2 separate regions of the Homo sapiens genome follow, and region 1 is linked to region 2. Evidence: read pairs that join two places in POLR2A ChIA-PET (ENCODE). Cell type or tissue: GM12878. All regions are shown on one strand. Each heading gives the region's core, and the rest is flanking DNA. Links, peaks and the distances in the headings are about the cores only. Region 1 has its middle 6.0 kb from the start of CIC. Region 2 overlaps TMEM145 (transmembrane protein 145).

Region 1 (4,385 bases), core at 152-4,151, 54 kb after region 2:
TGGCCAATATGGTAAAACCCTGTCTCTACTAAAAATACCACAAAAATTAGCAAGGCATGGTGACGGGTGCCTGTAATCCCAACTACTCGGGAGGCAGAGGCAAGAGAATTGCTTGAGCCCAGGAGACAGAGGTGGCAGTGAGCTGAGATTGCGCCATTGCACTCCAGCCTGAGCAACGGAACAAGACTGTGTCTCCAAAAAATAAAAATACAGGCCAGGCGCGGTGGCTCATGCCTGTACTCCCAGCGTTTTGGGAGGCTAAGGCGGGCGGATCACGAGGTCAGGAGATCAAGACCATCCTGGCTAACACAGTGAAACCCCGTCTCTATTAAAAATACAAAAAATTAGCTGGGTGTGGTAGCACACGCCTGTAGTGGGCAACAGAGTGAGACTCCGTCTCAAAAAAAAGAAGAAATGGCCGGGTGCGGTGGCTCACACCTGTAATCCTAGCACTTTGGGAGGCCGAGGCGGGCGAATCACCTGAGGTCAGGAGTTTGAGACCAGCCTGGCCAACATGGAGAAACCTCATCTCTACAAAAATACAAAAATTAGCCGGGCGTGGCGGCAAGCGCCTATAATCCCAGCTACTTGGGAGGCTGAGGTGGGAGAATCACTTGAACCTGGAAGGTGGTGGTTGCAGTGAGCCAAGATCGTGCGACAGAGCGAGACTCTGCCTCATGATCTCAAAAAAAAAAAAAGAAATTATACTGCCTCGATAACACTCACAAGTAGATTGTGTGGGGCACAAATTGGTTTTTTGTTTGTTTGTTTGTTTGTTTGTTTTGAGACAGTCTTGCTCTGTTGGCCAGAGCTAGAGTGCAGTGGTAATACCTCACCTTACTGCAGCCTCCGCCTCCCGGGTTTAAGCGATTCTCATGCCTCAGCTTCCCAAGTAGTTGAGATTACAGGTGCACGTCACCACACCTGGCTAATTTTTTTGTATTTTTAGTAGAGACAGGGTTTCACCATGTTGGTGAGGCTGGTCTCGAACTCCTGACCTTAAGTGATCCAGTCACCTCAGCCTCCCAAAGTGCTGGGATTACAGGCATGAGCCACTGCGCGTGACCCACAAATTATTTATATGCTATCTTGCCATCTATATGAGAGACTCACAATGCATTTGAGGGTCTCACTTTCTACACTGGGGCTCACACTGTATGTGGGGGTTTATTAGTTATGGACATTGCACCATTTGTATGGGTTCATATTTTTTGTGGGTTGGACCAGGTGAATGTGCACTCAGTTCACTTACTTCAGCAAATACATATTATCAGCCTATTCTCTCTCTTTTTTTTTTTTTTTTTTTTTTTTGAGACAGAGTCTCGCTCTGTTGCCCAGACTGGAGTGCAGTGGCGTGATCTCAGTCCGCTGCAACATCTGTCTCCTGGGATCAATCAATTCTCCTGCCTTAGCCTCCCGAGTAGCTGGGACTACAGGTGCATACCACCATGCCCGGCTAATTTTTTGTATTTTTAGTAGAGATGGAGTTTCACTGTGTTAGCCAGGATGGTCTCCATCTTGGGACCTCATGATCCGCCTGCCTCGGCCTCCCAAAGTGCTGAGATTATAGACATGAGCCATCGTGCCCAGCCAATATTACAAACCTATTCTATGACACTCACTGGTCTAGGCGCTGGTGACAAGGCAGTGAAAAATATAGACTGAATCCAGTTCGGTTCAGTGGCTCAGGCCTGTAATTCCAACACTTTGGGAGGCCAAGGCAGGTGGATCATTTGAGGTCAGGAGTTTGAGACCACCCTGACCTGTAATCCCAGCTACTCAGGAGGCTGAGGCAGGAGAATTGCTTGAACCCGGGAGGCAGAGGTTGCAGTGAACCGAGATTGTGCCATTGCACTCCAGCCTGGGCAACACACAAGAACGAAACTCTGTCTCAGAAAAATATAAATAAATAAATAAATAAATAAAATAAGCTGGATACAATGCCTCCCGCTTGTAATCCCAGCACTTTGGGAGGCTGAGACAGGAGGATCACTTGAGTCCAGGAGTTTGAGACCAGCCTGAGCAACATAGTGAAACCCCATCTCAACAAAAAAATACACAAAAAAATTAGCCAGGAGTGGTTGGGCATGGTGACTCACGCCTGTAATCCCAGCACTTTGGGAGGCCGAGGTGGGCAGATCACAAGGTCAGGAGTTTGAGACCAGCCTGGCCAATATGGTGGAACCCCGTCTCTACTAAAATTACAAAAATTAGTCGGGCGTGGGGGCAGGCGCCTGTAGTCCCAGCTACTCAGGAGGCTGAGGCAGGAGAATCCCTTGAACCCGGGAGGCGGAGGTTGCAGGGAGCTGAGATCACGCCATTGCACTCCAGCCTGGCAACAGAGCGAGACTCCATCTCAAAAAAAAAAAAAAAAAAAAAAATTAGCCAGGAGTGGTGGCATATGACTTGGTCCCACTTACTTGGGAGGCTGAGGTAGGAGGATGGCTTGAGCCTGGCAGGCGGAGGTTGCAGTGAGCCGAGATGGTGTCACTGCACTCCACCCTGGGCAACAGAGCCAAACCCTATCTCGAAAAAAGGAAGAAAAAAGTAGCTGATTCTAGAATAGTCAAAGGTAGAGCTGGTGGAAATTCCCTTCAGATTGGATATCGGATGAGAGAAAGGGGGCAAGGATGACTCCAAGGTATTCAGCCTGAACAGCCAGCAAAATGGAATTGCAATTTCCTGAGATGGGGAAGCTTGTGGGGGCAGCAGTTTGGGGGAGTTCAGGAAGACCATTTTTGATTTGGCAAGCTTGAGAAATCCAGATAGACACACTGGTGAGGTAGTTGGATGTGCCAGATTGGAGTTCAGGGGAGAGTCGAGATTGAGATAGAATTGTGGGCGGAGGCTGGGCGCGGTGGTTCACAGCTGTAATCCCAACACTATTGGGAGGCTGAGGTGGGAGCATCACTTGAGCCCAGGAGTTCAAGACCAGTCTGGCCAACATAGTAAGATCCCCATCTCTCCAAAAAGATACAAAAATTAGCCAGGTGTGGTGGTGCACAGCTGTAGTCTCAGCTGCTCAGGAGGCTGAGGTGGGAGGATCACCTGAGCCTAAGGGTGTCAAGGCTGCTGTGAGCTGTGATCGCACCACTGCACTCCAGCCAGACAACAGAGTGAGACCCTGTCAAGAAGGAAAAAGAGGAAAGAAAGAAAGAGAGAGAGAGAGAGATCAGAGACGAGAGAGAGAGAGAGAGAGAGAGGGAGGGAGGGAGACAGAAGGAGAGGAGAGAGATAAATAAACCAATAAATAAATAAATAACTGTGGGTGTAATCAGCATAGAGATGGCATATCCACTGTGGGACTGGTGGAGGTTATCAAGGGAATGAGTCTAGACAGGAGAAAAGAGGGATCTGAGCCCTGGTGCCTTCAGCATCTTCAGTCAGGGAGATGAGAAAGAGTGATACTCTAAGGGGGTGACATTCTGTTTAGAGGTGGTCACACTGTGTATGGTGGCTATACCATATGAGATGAGTCATACTATTCATTTTTTAAATTTTTGTTTTGTTTTGATAGAGAACACTGCAACAGGGTTTTGCAGAGGGGGAGAGATTGGACTCAATCCCCCGCATCACACTATCTTTTTTTCTTAAGAAACAGGGTTAGGCCGGGTGCAGTGGCTCACGCCTGTAATCCCAGCACTTTTGGAGGCTGAGGCAGGCGGATCACGAGGTCAGGAGATCGAGACCATCCTAGCTAACATGGTGAAAGCCCATCTCTACAAAAAATACAAAAAATTAGCTGGGCGTGGTGGCGGGCCTCTGTAGTCCCAGCTACTTGGGAGGCTGAGGCAGGAGAATGGCGTGAACCCGGGAGGCTGAGTTGCAGTGAGCTGAGATTGCGCCACTGCACTCCAGCCTGGGCGACATGGTGAGACTCCGTCTCAAAAAAAAAAAAAGAAAGAAAGAAACAGGGCTCGGTGGCTCACGCCTGTAATCCCAGCACTTTGGGAGGCTGAGGCAGATCACGAGGTCAGGAGTTCAAGACCAGCCTGTCCAACATGTTGAAACCCCATCTCTACTAAAAATACAAAAATTAGCCGGGCATGGTGGTGGGCACCTGTAATCCCAGCTACTTGGGAGGCTGAGGCAGAAGAATAGGTTGAACCCGGGAGGCGGTGGTTGCAGTGAGCCAAGATTGTGCCACTGCACTCCAGCCTGGGTAATAGAGAAAGACTCTGTCTCGGGGGGGAAGAAAACAGGGTTTTCAGCCAGGCGTGGTGGCGGGTACTTGTAATCGCAGCTACTTGGGAGGCTGAGGCAGAATTGCTTGAACCCAAGAGGTGGAGGTGACAGTGAGCCGAGATCGTGCCAACGCACTCCAGCCTGGGTGACGAAGCGAAATTCCACCTCAAAAAAAAAATAATAAATAAAAAATAAAAAAG
Region 2 (4,385 bases), core at 183-4,182:
GGGTGTGGTGGCATGCGCCTGTAGTCCCAGCTACTCGGGAGGCTGAGGCAGAAGAATCACTTGAATTTAGGAGGCGGAGGTTGCAGTGAGCTGAGATCGTGCCACTGCACTCCAGCCTGGGCGACAGAGCAAGACTCCGTCTCAAAAACAAAAAACAAACAAACAAAAAAAAATAGATATTTGACGAATGAATGAACAAATGATAATAAGAAGTAAGGACTTATTGCATGCCAGGCCTGTTTCTAAGCATTTGATGTATATAAACTCATTTAACTCTCACAGTGACTCTATGAAGCAGATAAAATTTCCATCCCCATTAAAAGGTGAGGAAACTGAGGCAGAGAGAAGTTAATGGGCTCGTCTGAGGTCACATCATCTATAAGCTTTAGAGCTGAGATCTGAACCCGGACAGTCTGGCTCAGAATCTGCCAACCTTATTGCTATGTTATGGTGAACGATAATAATTACAATAGTTTTGGGTGTTTTTTTGTTTTGTTTGTTGTTGTTGTTTTTTGTTTGTTTTTGAGATGGAGTCTCACTCTGTTGCCCAGGCTAGAGTACAGGGGCACGATCTCAACTCACTGCAACCTCAGTCTCCCAGGTTCAAGCTATTCTCCTGCTTCAGCTTCCCGAGTAACTGGCAGTACAGGCGTGCACCACCATGCCTGGCTAATTTTTTTGTATTTTTAGTAAAGACGGGGTTTTACCATGTTGGCCAGGCTGGTCTTGAACTCCTGATCTCAAATGATCCACCCACCTTGGCCTCCCAAAGTGCTGGGGGTACAGGCATGAGCCAGCGCACCCAGTCTACAATAGTTTTTTACTGAACATTTACTATGTGCCAGACACTCGGCCCTCATATAGTGGCCTATGCTTGCTCAAGATATCCCTTTGAGGAGATCCTGTTTTTTTTTTTTTTTGAAGATGAAGTCTTGCTCTGTTGCCCAGGTTGGAATGCAATGATGTGATCTCGGCTCACTGCAACCTCTGCCTCCCGGGTTCAAGCAATTCTCCTGCCTCAGCCTCCTGAGTAGCTGGGATTACAGGTGCCCACCAGCATGCCCGGCTAATTTTTTTATTTTTTGGTAGAGATGGGGTTTCACCATGTTGATCAGGCTGGTCTCGAACTCCTGACCTCAGGTGATCCACCCGCCTTGGCCTCCCAAAGTGATGGGATTACAGGTGTGAGCCACCACGCCCGGCCTGAGGAGATCCTGTTTGGTTTTTTTTTTTTTTTTTTGAGATGGAGTCTTGCTCTGTGGCCCAGGCTGGAGTGCAGTGGTGCGATCTTGGTTCACTGCAAGCTCCGCCTCCTGGGTTCACGCCATTTTCCTGCCTCAGCCTCCCCAGCAGCTGGGACTACAGGTGCATGCTGCCATGGCTGGCTAATTTTTTTGTATTTTTAGTAGAGACGGGGTTTCACCATGTTAGCCAGGATGGTCTCAATCTCCTGACCTTGTGATACGCCCACCTCGGCCTCCCAAAGGGCTGGGATTACAGGCGTGAGCCACCACGCCTGGCGAGATCCTGTTGTTTTATGGGTAAACCTGATGCACTTCTTGTGAAAGTAATTTTTCACAAAGTGAGTAAGTGGCAGATTCTGGGCAACAGCTGCCTGAGTGAAAAGTCCATCTCCCTCACTATGGAGGGTCTGAGATGGGGGGCAACCACTTCTGGGGAGCCCCGAGAGGGAGGCAGGGACAGGCTGGGGCCCACCAATTCTCACCAGAGGGTATAGGCAGCAAAGAAGGGCACATAAAAAGGCTGCTTCTCAGGAAAGTGTCGCAGTGAGACAAGCACAGCATAGCAGAACCACACGTAGGCCGCCACCTGCAGTCCAATGAGCCCGTAGCCGGCCGGCGACTCATACGTGTACAGTACCTGGCCTGGGTCAAAGAACTAGACCCGCAGGAGAGGGTCCATCACAGCCTGGCCTCCTCCCCTCTATTAGGGTCCCCGGACCCCACCCCTGGGCACTTGGGAACAGAGGTACTCGGTCAGAACACAAGCAACAGGAGAGCCAGGCACGGAGACAGAAGCATATTGAGGTAGAGAGAGAGGGTGAAAAAGACAGGAAGAGAATAAATCAGTTACTGTTTGCTCAACACAGGGCTAAACCCCTCTCATGTGTGAGTTTTTCCATCAGCATCTACTCAACGAGGTAGGTCTTATTACTGCTCCATCTCACAGAAGAGGAAACTAAGGCTAAGAGGGAAGCCCTTTGGCCAAAGCCATACAGACGATAGAAAGCCTTAGAGGGGCTCCATGGGGTAGGTAAGATCCTCCCAATTTTCCAAGAAGAAAATGGGCCCAGAGACAGGGGTCGTCACCCAAGGTCAGGCAGCTAGGAAGTGGGAGAGCTGGTGTGGAATCCAGGTCTGTGTGACTCCTGAACTCTTAGTCACGATATTGAGCACAAATGTGACAGACAGTGAGAGACAGAGGGAGGAGAAAGAAAGCTGCTGCGGGATGGTGAAGAGAGGAGGAATCACTTAGACAGATGGGAAAGCAGAAAATCGAAGAGTGGGAGAGAGAGCGAGCCAGCAGGAGCAGGATGTGGGCAAGGGCGAGCAGACAGGTCAAGGGGGAGGCGGCGCCAAAAGCAGGGGAAGGCAGGGCCCGGCCAGGGGCCAGTCGGACTCACTTCCGCCTCGTAGATGAGCAGCACCACATGGGTGAGCGTGTACAGGGTCATGTAGACAGACAACTTCACGGAGCCCGCGTGGCTGATGCGGCCCCTGGCAGCAGGCCATGAGGGGAGACAGCAGGGTGGGGGCCGTCAGGGAGGAGGATGCACCCAGCCCCCCAACCCTGCCCCTGCCCTGCTCCCCCACCAGCCGCCCCACGAGCACGCCCTGCCCGGGCACCGTGTCACCGTGAATCCCTTCCCCAGGAGGATAAGCATCAGCAGGAAGATGAGGAAGCTGGAGGAGAAGAGCAGCTTGGCTGGGAGAAGGGAGGAGGGGGCGGCTCAGAGCCAGGCTCAGACCTGATGCCCAACCTGAGCCCTGGGCTCCACCCTCTCCCCACCCAGCTTCATTCTCACCCAAGATCTTCACACTCTCGTTGCCAATGCCATCGGTGGCATATTGACCCCAGTAGATGCAGAAAAATAGGAGGCTCAGGACTGAGGGGAGGATGGGCAGATAAGAAAGGATAGAAAGCAGCTCTGGGGCATCACTGTTCTCTAGCACTACCATCCAGGCAGTCTGAATCCCGCCTCCTCCCTTAGGACTCCAGACCTTCTACCCCGACTCACCTGCTAGGAGAATCTGGAGTCCAGCCCCCAACCCTGCTCCCCAAGGACCCAGGGGCCCAGGCCCCCACCCCCTACCCCCTCAGACCCAGGGGTCCAGGCCCTCACCCCCTCCCCCCTCAGACCCAGGGGTCCAGGCCCCCACCCCCTCCTCCTTCAGACCCAGGGGCTCAGGCCCCCAGACCCTCCTCCTCCAGGACCCAGGGGTCCAGACCCCCAGCTCCTCCTCCCTCAGACCCAGGAGTCCAGGCTCCCAGCCCCTCCTCCCCCAGACTCAGGAGTTCAGGCCTTTATTGTTTTGTTTTGTTTTGTTTTGTTTTTTGAGACAGAGTCTCTCTCTGTCACCCAGGTTGGAATGCAGTGGCGTGATCTCGGCTCACTGCAATCTCCACCTCCCGGGTTCAAGCAATTCTCCTGCCTCAGCCTCCTGAGTAGCTGGGATTACACGCACACGCCACCATGTCCAGCTAATTTTTGTATTTTTAGTGGAGACAGGGTTTCACCATGTTGGTCAGGTTGGTCTTGAACTCCTGGCCTCGTGATCCGCCCACCTTGGCCTCCCCAAGTGCTAGGATTACAGGTGTGAGCCACCGTGTCCAGCCTAGTTCCGGCCTTTATACTCCCTCAAGGACCCAGGGGTGTCAGGTCCCACCCCCTCCTCCCCCAGGAACCAGGGGTCCAGGTCCCCAGCCCATCCTCCCCCAGGAACTAGGGCTCCAGCCCCTTCTCCCCCAGGACCCAGGAGTCGAAGCCCCCAGGCCCTTCTCCCTTGGACCCAGGAGTCCAGGCCCCCAGCCCCTCCTCCCCCAGGACCCAGGAGTCCAGGCCCCCAGGCATTCCTCTTAGGCCCAGGTGTCTGGCCCCAAGTGCCTTCTCTTTCAGAACCCAAAAGTTGGGACACGGAACCTCACCCTCTACTCCTGCTGCGGCCATGAACATTTTATAAGTTGTGTGGAGCAACTGACGACCTTTCAGCAAATCTAGGAAGCAAGGTAGGGAAAGGCTGTCCACAGGCAGAAAGGGAGAGCAGCTCACCTCCCCCAACCCTGCTCCCTCCTATCTCTTCCCCCACACCCCATGTGCCAGACTCACATCCAAAGTAACAAGAGAGGAAGAAGATGAGGATGAA

What was found. ChIA-PET counts read pairs that join two places held together with the same protein. Peaks named below come from ENCODE experiments on the same cell type or tissue, not always from the same donor. Only the 100,000 strongest peaks of a DNase experiment are listed, where the experiment ranks them.
Region 1: POLR2A ChIA-PET joins it to region 2 with 9 read pairs; 21 of 35 experiments call an interaction of 5 or more read pairs at or near these places.

The regions. Positions count from the first base shown.
Region 1 is chr19:42,261,039-42,265,423 of GRCh38, reverse strand. No RefSeq gene overlaps it. Among named protein-coding and RNA genes, the nearest start is that of CIC, 6.0 kb to the left of the region's middle. In GM12878, for the core only: no CTCF peak of the experiment used is centred there; no DNase peak of the experiment used is centred there.
Region 2 is chr19:42,315,223-42,319,607 of GRCh38, reverse strand. TMEM145 (transmembrane protein 145) reads right to left here. Exons shown (of 15, transcript NM_173633.3): 7 at 4,349-4,385; 8 at 4,168-4,236; 9 at 3,047-3,127; 10 at 2,868-2,946; 11 at 2,645-2,738; 12 at 1,727-1,899. Among named protein-coding and RNA genes, the nearest start is that of TMEM145, 4.1 kb to the right of the region's middle. In GM12878, for the core only: no CTCF peak of the experiment used is centred there; a DNase peak (open chromatin) is centred at 2,607; H3K4me3 peaks cover 332 bases; H3K27ac peaks cover 892 bases.